Regions from separate parts of the Homo sapiens genome. Here region 2 is linked to region 1. Evidence: chromatin loops called from intact Hi-C (ENCODE). Cell type or tissue: Panc1. All regions are shown on one strand. Each heading gives the region's core, and the rest is flanking DNA. Links, peaks and the distances in the headings are about the cores only.

What was found. Hi-C counts contacts between places; a loop is a spot of excess contacts. Peaks named below come from ENCODE experiments on the same cell type or tissue, not always from the same donor. Only the 100,000 strongest peaks of a DNase experiment are listed, where the experiment ranks them.
Region 2: a loop joins it to region 1, with 2.3 times the contacts of the local background. A loop is called at or near these places in 5 of 110 quality-filtered maps.

The regions. Positions count from the first base shown.
Region 1 is chr2:1,882,445-1,891,670 of GRCh38, reverse strand. MYT1L (myelin transcription factor 1 like) reads left to right here. Exons shown (of 25, transcript NM_001303052.2): 16 at 2,194-2,430; 17 at 4,062-4,183; 18 at 5,064-5,132. Among named protein-coding and RNA genes, the nearest start is that of PXDN, 140 kb to the right of the region's middle. In Panc1, for the core only: CTCF peaks have their summits at 3,339, 3,543 and 5,098 (motif pointing left); a DNase peak (open chromatin) is centred at 5,110; H3K27me3 peaks cover 1,206 bases.
Region 2 is chr2:2,116,195-2,125,420 of GRCh38, reverse strand. All of the region lies in intron 3 of MYT1L (myelin transcription factor 1 like), which reads left to right. Among named protein-coding and RNA genes, the nearest start is that of MYT1L-AS1, 200 kb to the left of the region's middle. RefSeq lists a silencer at 4,423-4,512. In Panc1, for the core only: a CTCF peak has its summit at 4,437 (motif pointing left); a DNase peak (open chromatin) is centred at 4,430; H3K4me3 peaks cover 445 bases.

The sequences.
Region 1 (9,226 bases), core at 761-8,760:
ACTTTGACAGGAAGTTCTGCTAGCACCATTGTCACGTGAAATGCAGGGATCTGCCTATGGACTCCTGGGTAGCAGGGAAAGGAAGTAAAAATCAGACTTCACACCAAGGGATCAGCCGTGTATTTACAGCCAGCACTCGTCAGTTCCACATTTTCATGGATGCTATAGTGCTATGAAAGGCATAGGAAGAGTGTCTATTTTTAATTTTCTTATCAATTGAACCAGTGCTTATGCTGGGCAGGAGAGAGAGCGTTTAAGATGCAGCACAGACCTGGGAGACAGCTGCCTCGCCGAGGCCACCAGGCGGCTGGGGAGAACCAGGCGGTGCCAGGGAGCGGTCAGATTGTGTTCTCAGAGGAGACGCTGAGCAGCGGACATGTTCACCTCCTCTCCTGATAAACAAAGGGCTCTCCACTGTGTAGCGCTGCCTGGCCATGTACCTGAGTGGACCACACTGACAGTGGTTCTTGTAAATATTTGTAGTTGGTATGAATGAAGAAAGGTCAGTAATCTTACGTTTTGCAAATGTTTTTTTCTTCTATCAGTATATTTAGTCCTAGATATTGGAGAAGAGTCAGGTGCATGCAGTTTTCATGGTGATCAAGGTTGCAAAAATGCAAGGTTAGCATGGAAGAGATTCTGTGGCAACCACAAAAAAAATAAAATAAAAGGCAGAGACCCCTTCCAAATTTTGTTGCACTTTCTTAAAATTAAACTAAGACTGAGAGAATAAATCCAACATTATAAAGCTTAAATTAGTATCAAAGCTTCAAATCAGAGTACACTTTGACAAAGAGAGTTCAGGCAGAATGATACTGTATAATTTATCAAGGTAACAGCTCCGGGGATGGAGGTCTCATTCCAAGCATCTTCCTTCTGCTGTTGCATCCAGAGGAGAGAGCTGCTAGACCCTTGAGGAGGCAGCAGCTTTCAGACCAGCTCTGAAATCAAATTTTGCTAAGGAGAGTGTCACTCTTTGGGGAAAAACATGCAGGATTGTTAGGGGTATTCTGATTTTTTTTTTTTAACTTTCTGTCCATGTGTCCATTCTTCTGACTCTCTTCCTGAGAGGCAAGTGCTGCAGAATTATTGATGCATTTCAAAGCATCATTTAAAAAATGAAAGAGCCTCACCCTGTACCTCTTTGGGGTTTTTTTTTAAGCCAGTAGACTAAATTGCAGGTTTGCTGAAATCTAGAGATCAGACGGTAATCACTGTAGTAAAGGTATTTTTAGCTACAACTGCAGATCTTCTTTCGTAAAGTGGAAAATTATCTTCATTATAAAAGTTCTTATTACAGCCAGGCGCAGTGGCTCACACCTGTAATCTCAGCACTTTGAGGGGCTGAGGCGGCTGGATCACTTGAGGTCAGGAGTTTGAGACCAGCCTGGCCAACATATAGTGAAACCCCATCTCTACTAAAAAATACAAAAATTAGTTGGGCATGGTGGTGCAAACCTGCAGTCCCAGCTACTTGGGAAGCTGAGACAGGAGAATTGCTTGAACCTGGGAGGTGGAGGTTGCAGTGAGCCCAGGTCGTGCCACTGCACTCCAGCCTGGATACCAGAGCAAGACTCTGTCCCTCAAAAAAAAAAAAAAAATTGTATTACAAGGTAAATTTTAGTTTATTCTCTTTCCTTCCTTCATCCTTCTAATTCTTTTGTTATCCTCCTCCCTAATTCTTGAACTATTAGCATCAATAAAAAAGAGAATTTTTAAGCTGATATATGTGTGTTTATACACACACACACATGCACATACATGTATATGCACACATGCATACACACAAAATTTTTATCTCTTAGGTATTTGCAACGGTAATAAAATTAAAATTAAGCACTTTGTAATTTTCTTCTGAACAAACTCTAAATCAGAGATACAATAGGACAAAAAGGAAGGAGAGAGAGAGGATAGACAGTAGATAAATAGGGAAATGGAGGGAGGGAGGGAGAGAGGGATGGCGGGATGGATGCCTGGATTCTCCAACCAATTTTGCAGCTAAGCGTGGGATAGCAGGAATGTACCACCAGACAAGGCCTGTCCGCCTTGGGAGTTTAGGCCAAGGAAACAGCAGCGAGGGATTCTGTGTTGAACGCTACACTGGCTGACGGCAGGACTGTAATCTGGGAGGAAGGACTCGTGGTGTCACAAGATGCCGGGCCAAGCACAGTCACTATGTCTTTCTACCGACAGAACCCTGACATGGAGGTGGATGAGAACGGGACCCTGGACCTCAGCATGAACAAGCAGAGGCCGCGGGACAGCTGCTGCCCCATCCTGACCCCTCTGGAGCCCATGTCCCCCCAGCAGCAGGCAGTGATGAACAACCGGTGTTTCCAGCTGGGCGAGGGCGACTGCTGGGACTTGCCCGTAGACTACACCAAAATGAAACCCCGGAGGATAGACGAGGACGAGTCCAAAGACATTACTGTATGTCCTTTTCATTGAGCCTGTGTTGACTGCCAGACTTAAAAATGGGGCCCCAGCTGAAAGAAAAGCCATTTGCACATACGTTATGAGAAAATATATTTTCTCTTTAAATATGACCTTTAGCTGAGGAGGACTTAGAAAACAGTTTTTGTTGACCCAGAAGAGATTTGCGACTAACATTGATTAGAGTGAAACAAAGTATTGACTCTTGTAAATGATAAAGTTTATTTTCTAACAAATATGTTTTGTTACAAATGATTACTCTAAGAAAACGTATAAATAGCACCTGAGTTCATTTTTCTGGGTGTCCTGTTGAAACAATACAGGATTTTCCTTGCAGGTAGAGAATTCTAATAGGAGTCTTAGATAGTTAAATGGTTAACTATGTGCTATTAATTAACTAGCCCTTCGAAACTAAGGACAGTGTCCCTTCTCTAAGAAACCTAAGTACTCAAAAGAGTTTAGCCTTGAATAAACTATTTTAGTACCATCACCTAAGTCTTTGTTTATGACAGTATTACTAAAACATCTATGTCAAGAACATACTTTTGAAGTAGCTACAGTGTTCAAATTCAGGTTATTAAAATAGATATAATGCCCTTTAGGCTTTGAAAAGAAATAAAGAAAAATGTTTTCTTTATGTACCGACTTTAAAGTCTTATGACATCTTCTTTCTTCACTGAAAAATGAAATGTGTTTTTAGTACAATAGAGAGACCACCATCGAAGCACTAGTGTCTTACAGAAACAAGGAAATGGAAAAAAAAGAAATATTAGCCCCATGTAGAAATTGGCAGAGAGGGCACCTGCTTATAAGCCTATTATCTGCATTCTTCAAATTGATTTCAATATCCAGGCATTGTGAAAAAGAACCAAATCAGAGTGGCAAGCTAAATTTCTAAGTATTTTTTTCTCCCGCAGTGTTGAATCATTACTACCAAATAAGGCATGGTGGTTGAATCTCCAAATTCATTTTAATTGAAAGTAAGCCCTCCTAAAATGACAGAAGTGTTTTCATCCTGGATCATCATGGAAGACAAACCTTCCCATGTATCTACACTTAGGAAAGTGTCTGCTGAGCATTGCCACCTGTAGAAACATCTACGTTACTGCAGTTGAACACACAAGGGAAAAGGAAATTTACAGTTACATTCCTCTAAATTGGTCTCCATTACCTTGAATCTTAAAGCATGTGCTTGTAAAATACTGACCAATGGTGGGGGAAAGCTCAGCCCTAAGACACTGTAGTTCCAGTGTTGAATCTTTGCAGGCAAGTGTTGGATAAAGCAGCCACCCACAGGTGTGTGCTGAATGCTGGATGAGGAAGACCAAGTTAAATGTAGTCTCTGGCTACCAGACCGTGTGTGTGTCCATGTGATGAGCACAGCCAGGTGAATATTGAATAAGGGCCCTGACCACTGACAGGTGACCATCATTTTAGGAGTTTAGAGCAGTGGAAGAAAAGTTCAATATGCATTTTCAGTAGGGGCGTTATCAGGACCAAAAGGATCTTAAAGGTACAGCAGAAAGAGGTGTAAGATGTAGAGGCCACCCCAGAGCCACGAACCACCTCCCTCAGTCTGTGTGCCATGTGATCATCCGTGTGGCTCTGAAGCTGTGTTTTGCCCACAGCCAGAAGACTTGGACCCATTCCAGGAGGCTCTAGAAGAAAGACGGTATCCCGGGGAGGTGACCATCCCAAGTCCCAAACCCAAGTACCCTCAGTGCAAGGAGAGCAAAAAGGACTTAATAACGTAAGCATGCTGTGAGGTGAAATTATGAATCTTCTTAATCTTCCCATTCTTTGGCTGATTTTTTAAAACTGGATCTGTATATGCCTTGCCGTTTGAGCATGCGACATTCGCAGCATATAAATGTTTCCGACTGCTGGGTCAGTAGAGTGAGCAGCTAACCGTGCACTTGCCTGTTCCCAGTGACGCTCTGTCGGATGGGGGCGTCATTTTCATTTAACCCGTGCATTTTGCCGCTTTTCTTCAGGGTGCTTAAATCCCCTTGCAGACATTGCAGCTAAACTGGAAACAATGAAACTTTTTTAAAAGTTTTTTTTTTTTTTAAACATACTTACTATTTTGGCTGTTTTTGTTTTTGTTTGGTGGCAGATGTCCAACTCCAGGGTGTGATGGGAGTGGTCATGTGACTGGTAATTACGCCTCACACAGAAGGTGTGACTTCATTTTTCTCATGGTGGATTCTGTCTTTTCAATTTATTGTTTTCAGCTTACCTCAACAATGCTGTCAAAGTAAAAATGTTGAATTCTGTGTCAACCCTTTAAGTGCTATATGTTGACCTTCAAAAGCATGCTAATTTATGTGTTGTATAATGTCTTTTATTTTCAAATAAACGACCTAAATTTGTAAAATTCTTCTTAAGCATTTAAGCCAAAGAGCACAAATGTTTTATCTTATTTTTAAACAATTGCTTATTAAGAAATATTTTCTTAAATTTATATTCGAACCGATTCAGAATTAATTACACAAAAAAAAATTCAATATACAGCACTTGCCCATTGCTTTTCTGCATTAAACTCTTTAATTTCGGTTTTTATGTTGTGTTTGTTTGGGAGTTACGCGCTTCGCAGTTGACTGACCTGCCTGTCCCGGCCTGTCTTACAGTCTGTCTGGCTGCCCCCTGGCGGACAAAAGCATTCGAAGTATGCTGGCCACCAGCTCCCAAGAACTCAAGTAAGATTTAATGACAATAATTCTCTTTTAAAAATCCATGCACTCAGTAGTTCACAAAAAAAAATGATATGTCATTTGCAAAGAAAAATGTCTGTTAAAAAACATGGCCTGTGCACCCCAGTGCCTTGATGTAGACATGGGATTGAATCCTCGGAATTTCAGCCACTTTTCCACACAACCCATTCTGCCTTTTCCCCTGACATACCTCCAGCTTGTTCATATCATATCCTTCCTATCTGGGATATCCTAAAGCATGGGTGTTTTCTCTTCAGATATGCATGCATATGGAAGGGAAATTTTACAGTTACTCAAATTTTTAGAAAATGACTGTAAATAATCAAAATTTAATTTTTAAAAGAAATTCATAGCAGTATTTACAATATGGATACTTAAATAGCACTTATGACAAAATCTACCATCATAATAGCTAATTTCTTAAATACACTGTGGTCTTAGTCATGAATACTCTTTAGGACAGTGACAACTCACGGTTCGGGGATCCGGAGAGTCATGGAATTCAACCAGACACACATCATTCTAGAGTTTTACCTCCCTCTTCTCTATGCCTATAATTTTTAAGCATAAATCTGGCAAATTGGTGAAATACCTACATTTATACTGCAACACTGAGATTTTCCTCCTTCACATAGACATCTCTAGATGTAGGTCCAGACAGGTTTGGAAGAAGTGGGTAGAAGTCACAGGGGGAGTCTCAAAGCCTCCGCAATCCGGGGAGAGCATACGTGCAGGTGCACACAGGGAAAGAGGGTGAGACCTGGGAGATGCTCACAGCGAGATGAGAGCCAGGAGTCCCCAGATAATCGATTTAAATTATCGGACAGGCCATATCATTATGTCAAATTGCTTGGTTTTCCTTTTGTTTGGAAAAAGCGTTATCCAGGCAAAGATAATGCTGCTTTTCAACCCACATTTGATCTCTTTCCCAATCATCCCACCCCACCTCGGCATCCGAGGACCCTGACGATAGACCAGGACTATTGCAAAGTGTAGGCTTCTATTTCACACCCATGTCATCTTTTACAGGATCCCTGTCCAAGGCCCTAGGGCCCTAGATCACCTGCTTATGTTCAGTGACTTCCTGAACTAGCTCTTTCGCCACAAGACCCTTGGAACTTTCTTCATGGAATGTAAACGCCTGGAGGGCTTCCTCTTACCTAACGGCTGTAAAGTCTGTAGCCTCATCCAAAACAGTGCCTCATGGAAAAGTAGATTTAGGATCTCAAAACGGACAGCATTAGCAAGAGCAGTTCAACCCACTTTGTTCAGGCGTCTTTTGTATGGCTCGAAACCACATTTCCCTCATGGTCAAAACATGACTAACTCCACTTGGAACTTGGCCAATACATCAGAACATGGCAGCATTCCTTTGAATTTCTTGATGAGGGACACTTTGCCAAAGATTGGCACATCTCCAGTTCCAACAGGCCAGCTGTAGACAGGAAAACAGCCTCTGTAAAAGTTGCTTCTAGTGTTGCCTCTAACTGGTCAGAGACTGCAGGGATTCGTTTTCTTTGGCTTGCATCCCTTCACGTTGGGCTTGGCGGCTTATGTTGATTTGAAATTCCGAGCCAACTTGCTGTTTCTCCAGCATCGGCACTTTCTTCTTCTCTTACTTCATCTTGCAAGATGGTGTGACGGTCCCCACCTTTAGCATTTTCCGAGGGAGCCGGTTAGCTCTTCATGCCTTCCAGGGCAGGGTGCGCATGGGCAGCCCCTCCTTCCTGTCTTGTCCTGGAGGGGAGACTGTATCTTACAGGAGGTGGATGGCCTTTTGCTAATTTTGGTTGATCGAAAAGCCACACATGTGTCTAAACCTATCTTTGCAAAAAGTCAATCCTATTCTGATAGAGCCTTTCTGGGAAATCTGAACTTGACTGAATTTCTTAAATTGTCCCTTTCTATGAATGGATCTTCAAAACTAAGAATTTCAATCAAGCATCTTCTATAAAAACACTAATGTTTCAATGACCAAATGTTGCTTCATGGTATAACCACATGTTATAATTTCTTTGCTTTAACCTTGTAATTGGTGACCCCTTTTATCTGTTACTTGTTGGATCTGGGTCAGCAAGATCTGTTGAGTGGGTCTCTCAAGCCCAGGAGCATGGACTGAGCCCCTCATGACTCGCAACAACTTTCTTTAGAATAATTCCCGCATGAGTCCTTTTTTATATTCTTTGTGTATATTTTCAAGGGTTTGGTTAATTTGTCCTGCAGCAGCATCGTCCCTGATTAACATCGTGATATTAAGCCATTCACTGTGTCCTGTAACAGTCTCTAATCGTTCATAAACACATAGTAGAAAGTGGGCCCCAATTACCCCCAAAATTATTCTCTACAATACATGTCAGCTAACAAATGGAACTTTCTGGAAATTTTCTTCTTGTCACTTCCAACACTGAATTGTGATATTTGGCCTTTAACAGGACATTCTTGATCATGGACAAAACAAATTTTCCAGATAAACTCTCGCTCTTGGATCCTCTAAGCTCTTAAACTTCCTGAGATAACACTTTGCCTGGTCTTACCCAAAGCAGCAAACATGGGACGTTTTGAAAAGAAAATCCATCACTTCATTGTCTAATTATGTATAATATGTAAACTGAAACTGGATTAAAATTTAACGTGCACCTGAATCTTACTCCAACTCTGGGACTGTTGCTTTCTTTGCTCCCTAGCCCATCTGGTGTGTCGAAGACATAGTTCAGAGGCTCAGAAGTCAGGGAGGAAGCCCCCAGGGTAAAAGGGACACTTCGAGGAGGCAGACGGAGGAGGGACACCCAGTTCCGAAAGCCTCTGTGCCTGGCAGACTTTTGCGCGTCGATGCTTTGAGGTGGAGTTCACCGTCACCTTGTATGCCCTTTCTAGGAGTCGACCTCACAGGGTCACCGTGAGCCCTGCCTGGCTGTGACGTTCACTGAGACCACAGGCCAAAAAGCGAAAAAGAATACATTTGTGCAAATTAGAGTTTTGGGGGGTGAGAACTCTGCCCACCATGAGCTCTGATTCTCAGAAAAGTTTCTTCTCGTGACATTTCATTTGCTAGGATTCCCTGAAAGAAACAGCAGGAAAGAGCTTGCAAAACCTATCAGAGCTGGTCAGCCTTTTCTTTTTCTTTTTCATTTTCTTAAGGAACCATATTCTCCCAGCCAGGAATTATGTTTTTCTGCTTCCAGATATGTGTGCCGTTGTTGACATGGGCATGGTGTAGGTATGACCAATGTGAGCCAAATACAAACTCATTTCGATCACAGAGAATTGGCTCTTAAGAGGAGCCAACAAATAGGCTTCCATTGATGCTTCGGTTGGCCAAATTAAGATTCCTCCTTATTATCCATGCCTTTATCTTATAATACCACGAGTCCCGACATTAGTGTAACTCCTTGTAGGAAAAAGAACCTTGGGACACTTGTTAGTTTTCCTGATGTCTCAGCCTGGACTGAGTCATCACGGCAGTGAGCAGATTGTACTTTTGGTCCCTTGGCCTTGCGATGGTCCCGTACGCGCAGTAGTCCCTAGGCTTGTATCCTAGGCATTTTCAGCTTGAGCATACAGGAATTTTAGCCACATCTAACACATCTTTTTAACCTGGTTACATGCATTTTAAAATACATCATAAATCAAAGAATTAACATTTTGAATGTAGGTCAAGATGTTGCTTTTTGCTAAGGCTACTTATTTCTAGACCATCCCGAGGCTTAGATTCTCCACTGTAAACTTAATGCAGGCACAGGGAGATTATTTACCAGGCTCTCCTGGAGGGAGATGTGAGCTTTGCTCACCCCACAGCTTCCATTGTTCGGGTGCAGGAAGGTCATCCGCTTTGACTGCTCACCAAGTTCTTAGGAATAATCCTCATTTCGGTAATCTTTTGCTTTCACAGTTTACAATAGTCAATCCACAGAACTCTGTGAATTACAACTGCCCTCGGCTGGGGTCTGGTTTCTTTACCAGGAGGCCGTATTTCCTTATCAGGGGAATGAGTTGACCTCTGTGTAAATTCAGCTCTTTTAGGACAGAAAGCTGTGTGATTTCAGCCTCCACATTGGGAGGAGAGCTAATGTGTGATCTCC
Region 2 (9,226 bases), core at 620-8,619, 230 kb before region 1:
ATCATATTGTACATTTTTTCTAGAAATAATCTCCAGAAATTATTCATTGATGTGTAGCATTGTTAAAGGTTTTAAGTAGAATCAGAAATAGATCTTCAATAGCTCATCTTTGTGGCATAATAAAACTTGGATCCAGATGTGGGAAGGCAAGACAGGAGGCTGTGGCAAGTAGACCCCCACTCACTAAGGCCTGGACCACCCCAGCAGTGAGGGAGACTGGCAGGTGTGTGTGAGACACCAAGGTGTCGAACTGCCCCTGGGTAGTTTAGTAAAAGGGCAGAAGAGACAGGAAGGTAAAGAGAAAAGCAGGATGAGAGGCCCTGAGATTTTTATGTGATATTTTAGACTTCCTTCTGTGTTTCTCTAATGGTTATACATTGCTTATTCAGTTAAGAAAACCTCAACTAACTATGGATAAAGGTTTGCCTTTAATGTTTAAGTTCTATGGAAAGTCACTCACAAGGTAAGTGGTAAATTGTATTTGTTGAAAAAAATACGGGATGATGTGATGTGAAACCGTGGCTGGGAGAGGCCAGCACCGACCTGAGTCGGGGAGGCTTCTAGGCAGCCCCACCTGTGCCACAGGTGGACATGTCTGTGCCTCAGCAAAGTGTCTGGCCATACTTCAAACAACTTCAGCCTTTGTGTCGGGACCACCCCTTGTTCTCCAGAAAAGTCAACCTCTTTACATCTGTCTCTGCATTTATAATGGAAATAGTATCCTGGTATTCTTACCTCACATGGTCTTAAGAAAGAATCAATGAGATATAGCAGATAATCAAAGCTACTAAAATTCTAAAAATATGCAAATATAAAGAATAACTGGGCCAGGCAGGGTGGCTCACACCTGTAATCCCAGCACTTTGGGAGGCCGAGGCAGGTGCATTACCTGAGGTCAGAAGTTCGAGACCAGCCTGGGCAACATGGTGAAACCCCATCTCTACTAAAAATACCAAAATCAGCCAGGTGTGGTGGCACGTGCCTGTAATCCCAGCTACTCAGGAGGCTGAGGAAGGAGAATCACTTTAGCCCAGGAGGCAGAGGTTGCAGTGAGCTGAGGTTGCACCATTGCACTCCAGCCTGGGCAACAGAGCGAGACTCCATCTAAAAAAAAAAGAAAAAGAATAGCTTGTTTTTATTGTAATATTCGCCTATCCCTAATTGGCTTATGTGGTTGTATTTTCAAATTGTGTGTAAGACACACATCATATCCACATGTGAATTCTTCAGGGCCCTCTTCAGGCCAAAGAAACTGAGGAAGAAAATGCAGAACCCAAAAGCGAGTGGGTGGCTGGGAGTCCTCCAAGGGCATTTTGCAGTCTTAGGAAAAGTCTCTGTATTGTTGCCTACATCTGCGGTAACATTGGCCATACACTCTGTGGTTTCAACATCACAGATGATTGGCTTACAGCTTTGGAGGTCAGTATCTGAAGTGGGTCTGCAGGGCTGTGTTCCTGGAGGCTCCAAGAGAGGCTGTTCCCTGTACTTCCCAGTGTCCAGCGGCAGCCGCTTTCCAGGGCTCAGGGCCCCGCCACATGCTAATGTCTGCTTTCACCATCACGTCTACTTCTCTGACCCTCTTGCCTTCCTCTTTCCCTTACAGAGACCCTTGTGAGGACTGACACTGGGCCCTCCACTATCCAAGATCATCTTCCTGTATTAGTCTGTTCTTGCACTGAGATAATGAAATACCCGAGACTAAGTAATTTATAAAGAAAAGAGGGTTAATTGGCTCACAGTTCCACAGGCTGTACAGGAAGCATGGCTGAAGAGGCCTCAGGAAACTTACAGTCATGGCGGGAGGCAAAGGGGAATTAGGCACATCTTGTAAGGCCAGAGCAGGAGGAAGAGAGAAAAGGGAGAGTTGCCACACACTTTTAAACAACCAGGTCTTGCGAGAACTCAGTGTCGTGAGAACAGCAAGGGGAAAATGGGCCCCATGATCCAATTGCCTCCCAGCAGGCCCCTCCTCCAACACTTGGCATGACAATTGAACATGAGATTTGGGCGGGACACAGATCCAAACCATAGCACTTCCCATCTGCGGACTTTAACTTAATGACACTTGCAGAGTCTCCTGTGTCATGTAAGATACTCACATACTTTATCCCCAGGTTCTAGGGATTCGCTTTAGGGATTTCTTTTCTGGAAAGAAGAGCATTATTCCGCCTCCCACAGGCTCTAAGATGCTGAAACAGCCCCAAACAAATCAAATTCTTTAAATCCTAGGATTACAGAAAAACAGGGTAACCCAACATAGCCTGAGCCTTCAGAGTTTCATCCGGCAGTGATGCTGTGCCCAAAGAAATGGGTCAGATGATCCCCCACTGTGCCAGAATGTTGGGGAGGAAACACAAGGTCAGGCGAGCCAGCGTGCCCTGAAAACCCCTCAATCTCCTGGCTTCTCTCAGTTTGCATTCATTCCCTCACCCTGTGTGACTGCCCCCAAGCTCTCTCTCCTACTGTCCCTGTCTGCGCCTCCCCATAGAAATCCCTGTGTGGATCCAGTTCTGTCTTCTACTCATTGGTCTCTCTCTCTCTCTCTCTCACACACACACACACACACACACACACACACACACATTCCTATCCTCCCTCCCAGTTCCACAATTCTGTACAAAACACCAGGAACCAGCCTGGCAGAGACAGAACCCTCCACTGATGCGGAAGGACAGTAAGTTGTATGGCCAACCCAGCGTTCTCTGTGACAGAGAAGCGAAGAGGAACAACTTTAAACTCTTACACATTGGTAAATTTTGCCCATGGCCCAAGACTATACAACAATGTCCAAGTAATGGCTGTTAGCTTTAAATCGTCTATTTTGTTTGGAGGACTTGAGTTCTTTAAGAACTTGGACCCTGTACATGAATTACTTTGTATATGATAGCGTGTTACACATGTGTTATGTGCCTACGCCGGCCATTACAGGGAGGAAGGTGGGCTTTTTCCTACCCCTTCGTGTAGTCTAATGCCAGACACAGGCAGACATTCTGTGATGATGGTGGCTCTGATGCCCTGGGTGCTTCCGTGTTCCAGCCACTGCTCTGAGCACCTCGTATCCATCAGTGCATTCCACCTGCAGAGTCCCCATGAGAGTCCCCAGGAGAGAGGGGCTGCAGTGTTCCCATGACAGATGAGTAAACCGAGGTACAGAAAGGTCAAATACATCGTCCAAGATGGCACATACAGGAAGAAGTAGCACTCAGACTCCAAGCCAGACAGTCTGGAGCCGGTGCCCACACTCTTAAAGTGAGTGGGAGATACAGGCAGTTGACTGCACGGCATTGCTAGTCACATTGGATAGTGTGGGATCTCACCAGTGCCATAATCAGGTCCACGTGCACATCATCGCCAGATGACGGTGCCGCCCTGCTGACAGACGCACAGTTTAACAAGAGCGTAGGAAGACCTCACCTTCCCTGGTCAGGGGTGCGGGGAGCAGCAGTGCTTCCCTGCCATCGGGGCCGGCATCAGCCAAGCAACCCTTTCCTTCCCGGGTGGTCTCATGTGGCAGAAACAATCATTGATAGAGCAAGAAGGGACTGAGATCACAGGCGACCGCAGCCCCCTCCTGGGCTCCAGTAGCAAAGTGGGAGGACGAAGACTGCATTCATAATAGAGAATTCCTGAAAGCTTGAAAAAACGCGGTGGCTCACACCTGTAATCCTAGCACTTTGGGAGGCCGAGGTGGGCGGATCACGAGGTCAGCAGTTCGAAACCAGCCTGACCAACAAGGTGAAACCCCGTCTCTACCAAAAATACAAAAATTAGCTGGGTATGGTGGTGCGCACCTGTAATCCCAGCTACTCAGGAGGCTGAGGCGGGAGAATTGCTTGAACCCGGAAGGCGGAGGTTGCAGTGAGCCAAGATCACGCCACTGCACTCCAGCCTGGGTGACAGAGCGAAACAAACTCCATCTCAAAAAACAAAAAGCAACAAAGAAAGAGGTTGAGGGCGGTGGCTCATGCCTGTAATCCCAGCACCTTGGGTGGCCTAGGCGGGCGGATCACGATGTCAGGAGTCCAAGACCAGCCTGGCCAACATAGTGAAACCCCGTCTCTACTAAAAATACAAAGTTAGCTGGGCATGATGGTGGACACCTGTAATCCCAGCTACTCGGGAGGCTGAGGCAGGAGAATTGCTTGAACCCGGACCCGGGAGGTGGAGTTTGCAGTGAGCCGAGACCGCGCCGTTGCACTCCAGCCTGGGCTGCAAATTAGAAAATGTTTTCCTCGCCAATATGATTGAAGGAGAGCGAGTTTAAAAGACTTACAAGCACAATTATTTTTAACATGGAATCATGTTTAAAAGAGTTGCACTATAAAATGAAAATCCGGCAGTTCGATCCACGGGCTGGGGGGCACCTCCTTGACTTCCGCCGAGCAAGGGTCTGTGGGCGCTGGTTCCTCCGCGCCGGCCTCCCGGTGACCGCCATCGCCACCTGGTGGCCGTGGGTCTAACACACAGGTTCACTGGAAATGGACTTCGGGGGAGTCTGCAGGATTCCTGAGATTAAAACACCCACCACACAGTGCGCACTCAATGGGGACAGCTGGTAGGAATCTTCGGTGGTCGCTATGAGCGAGGTATTGCACGGTTCAGAGATGAGGATAATACACACACACGTGTGTGCAATGCGCACATTCGTATCCACAGTGCGGAGTGGGGAGCATGGGATCATCTTTCGTAATTTACAAACTGCTTTATAGGAACAAGTAATACCTTAAGAGTTACCTTAATTATAAATTTTTAGCTTCTCTTGTTTGAGTTTCACCAACAGCTTGATTTTTGTAAGAGCATGACTCCCCTTAGCTTCACATCCATCCCTCACAGTGTACCAGCGTACAGAGCCGGCCTTCAGGGCACAATAATTTAGGTTTAAAAGAGTGAGATGGAGAACAAGCCCTGTACTGACTTTACAATGATTTTTAAAAATAAAAATAAATAAAAAAGGCCTTAATAGGAAGCTTAATGTAGTGGAAAGAAGAGACAAGCAGAGAGGTAAGTACTATTTTTGAAACAGGTTAAGTTATAGTCATCACATTATGCATTTTACAAGCAGCACGTGACTTATGAGAAAACAGAGGCCCAGGCAGATGACGTTCATCCCCAGCTTTAAGGTGTACATGGCTGGCTTGTGATTTACCCTAAGCTGAGCTTGCAAGGGCAGCGACCACTCCCTCCCAGGGCTGTGAATGTAGACGCAAAGGAACCAGTGTCCATTCCTCATAGAAAACTCAGCTGATTGAGCTAATTTGACGATTAACACTATCATATTGTAGTGAGGCATGCCGGCGATCTAGACTAAAACTCTGTTACCATGGGGGGCAAAGAACGGCATCCTAACCCAGATTTTGTAACGAGCTGGGCAAATCTCCTAAGGTTGATCTCCATTTCCCTCATTTGTGAATGTTAGGTGTTTTCAGTCATCTAAGTCTCCTTTATTCTCTTAAACAGGCACACACCCTCACTCGCACACATACATATTTCTTTTCTCTGTCATATTTCCGCAAACCAAATTTCCTTGTAAGTGACGTAAGATAGCTATGATTAAAAAAAAATACTTTCACTTTACAGTTAGTATGTTTAAAAGGTAATGTATGTTAGTTTGGACATTTGAAATAATTTATAATTAGAAAGAGAATGCATACATACAGTTTTGTATACTTGAGTATTTCTAACACTATGAAATTAATATTATTGTGTCTTGTATTAATGCGAATCATGATGTTAACTCTTGTCACTAGCAAGGGAAGAATAAGTAAGGAACTGAGGTTAAACCTGGGCTGAGCTGCACTCAGGGATGTACCCTGAAATGCACAGCATGCTTCTCCTACTCCAGGTTTTAAGATGAATTTTTTCTTACGGAAAATGGAAAATGGAAATATGATCATTTAATTCTGAAAACTTGTTTTAGAATTCAAATACTTAATTCAGTAGTCTGCATTGAGATAAATTTTTAATATATTCATTACACAAAAACTGAATTTTATTTTCCCTTAATTACTTTTGGGTAATGACTCCCAAATAAGATGAGATATTTATGAGTTTTTACCTTAGACTACATTTTTCATAGATTACTATTTATTTACTGTAAGCATGAATTCTTAAGTGCCTATTTATGTAGGTAAAAGCACTCTGTAATTTTTAAAGCAATATATTATTACAAGTGTTATTTATTCCTAGCAAATTGCCTAACAGGTTGTCCTCTCACCATTTTTCTAATTTTTTTTGGCCAGGTCAAACATGTTTTCACACCTTTGAAAAATGTACGTGAAAATGTCCTGTTAGCGTGAAGCTGTGATTCAGAGGTAGCGTAAGGTTTCAGTGTAAATGCAAACCCAACCAGTAGCTAGAGATATTCTGTATCTTCAAATGTTTGTCTTAACCACATGGTTGAATATTTAACCTAATGAATATGGTGGCAGGAAAACTGGAAGCAACCATGCGCCCTGGCGCACGCTGTCATTTATACAGAGAGCTCTTAATTCCGTCACTGTTCTCCTAGGAGATGGCGCCTTATTCTATTTACCTCTCATTATGAAAATGTCAGTGTTCCAACCTTGATAAAACTATTGTTGAGAAAGTAGAATGTACTTGATGTTTTCTTGTGGTAGTTTAGTCTGGGAGGGAGGAAGTGGTATTTGATGGATAATTGTTAAATTTAGATTTTTAAAATTCCTTTTGTCATAATAATTCAAGTTTCACTGAAAAAAAATCCAAGCAAAATGACTGGAATTATTTAATATTGATTGGTAGTATCCAAGGCACTATCCTTAACAGAATTTGTTTTGTTGTCGATTTTAAAATTTGAGGAATTTTCAAATATTTTGACAAGCACAAGGCATAACCACATTTATAACCCTTCTATGTTTGTAACAGGCATCCTTGTAATTGATTTTATGGCTATGGGATATCTGAGTAGAGTTTCTCTGGGAATTTCTGGAATCACTGATTTTGATATCTCAACCTTAGTTATAGCCACATAATATTATTGGAGAAATCATTAATATCAGTGTTTATGCACCAATTATTTTGCTTAAGTTATCTTCAATTAGGACTTCAAGTAGAATAGGATTATCTCAGTTGTTTTATTGATTAATATACTTCAACTTATGCTTGAAAAATTTTAAGCAATTCTTCATATTAAATATCTAAGATGGTTTGGAGCACACCGCCTGGAGGAGCCTGTCAGTTTCCCACCTTCATTTGATTCCATCCTATTGTCTTAACTCTCCACTTGGCCTTTGTTTGACATAGATGTTCAAAAATTATTATTGAATATTATTGAATATAAAATATTATATATAAAAATATAAATAATATTCAATAATATAAAAATGTTATTGAATATAAATATAGAATAAAACCCTGACAACTAGCAAATATATCCATTATATAGTGTGGGCATGTGAGTATATGTGTGTTTTTGTACATATATAATATAATATTTTGTCATTCTATCAACTTTACACCCCAAACATAAGCATAAGAATCATGACATGCATTAAAAAAATGAGAAGCATTTGAAGATTTTCACTTTCCATGTTCCGCCTATTACCGACTCTGGCTCTGTCTCATTATTTTGGGGGTTGTCTCCAGTTTCTTCCTCTCTCAGCAGCTTCCTCATTGCTATCTAGTGGAGACGCAGCTCTTATTTCTAGTATGTTTCCTAATTTTTGTTAGTTTTTATTGTGATGATCCTACCCCAGTCATGGTTTTCTTATTCCGTTAAGTTAATATAATTAATGAACGTATTATGCTGTTTAGAATATAAGGATTAGGGAAACATTTGCATTCTAAAGGGAGTCCCTGTCACGTGTTGTTCATGGGTCTCACAACATGGATTGTGTTCTGCCCAATACCAGAGTGAGGGCTGCGTCTTGGCACAGATGCTTTTTGTATCCAGGCTTCCTTGGGAGTGACACACGTCTTCCATCATAGACCCTACACGGCGGTCCGCCTGCTGATCCAACGATGCCCACTGAAGTCCCGGTGATTCTGCAGAGACCCTCAGGATCCCTGAGGGTGGAGACGTCCAGGACAACATGCAGACGGAGTCCACAGATTCCTTCCTTCTCTACTGCAACACATTTTCTCTGGTTTATTTTTCACAAATCCTTACTACTGCATTTTATTCAACAAAAATCTTATTTTGAAGTCATGAGAAGATCCCACCTGTATTTTTTAAGATAACTGCTGTATTTATCTTGGATTAGAAGTGAAAGACATCAATGACGGGAAAACAAAATTGTTTCCGTGGCTCTGGCAAGAGACCCTGAGGGCTTACTGAAGGCAGGGGCAGAGGGAACGCAAGGGTGGGCAGCTGTGGGTGCTCTGCAGGGGGAGAGGTCCAGGAGCTGCTGCCATGTGGAAACCCACCCAAAACCCAGTGGCCTCCAGAAACCACTTGAGCTTCTTTCTCATAGCTCTCCCACTGCCCTCACTGGGTAGGTCCACTCACAGTTTTCATGTGGTTGGTGACAAATGCCAGATGTGTCTGGAGTCTTCTGACAACTGCTGGGCTGATGCCCAGGATGGCTCCAGTGCTCAGGTCTGGCCCCCGGGCCTTGAAGTGGAGCCAGGTGAGGGTTGGCTGCACCTCCCTCACTCCCTGCACAGCCTCTCCACGTGGGTGTCTTGGCTTCCTCCAAGCCTGGTGGTCCTAAGGTGGTCAATGGTCTTACATGGCCTGGCTTTCCCGGGGGCGGATCTTCCAAGAGACCTATATGGAATCTGAGAGGCATCTTCTAACCCAGTCCTGCAAGTCAGATGGCATCAATTGCACTGCATTGCGTTGATCAAAAGAGAGTCATAGGACGGGCAGAGATTCTGGAGAAGGCATGGCAGAAGGCCGTGCATATCACAAGGCATGGCTCACTGGGGACCCACTCTGGAGACAAGTTCCATGATGTGTAGATAAGCTAAATGTGGAAGGTGGAAGGAGGTTTGTTTGCTCATGATTCCAAGGTTTGCTAGCCTGAGAATTCAAGTCATCACTGTGATTGAGATCTCCTGGGAGCAAGGGCAGAGAATGGAGAAGAGAGGCAAGAATGCAGGTTGGGAAGAACATCTGTATTTGACGACTCAGCATGGTGCTCAGTGAAGGGAGTGAAATACAGACATTTTCTTCAAGAACGTAACATGGAATCAGGAGGCTTCTTTGTCACAGGAGACCCGTGAGCTTCCAGAAGGCAAACAAGGACAAAGGCATCTCCTCCGCAGC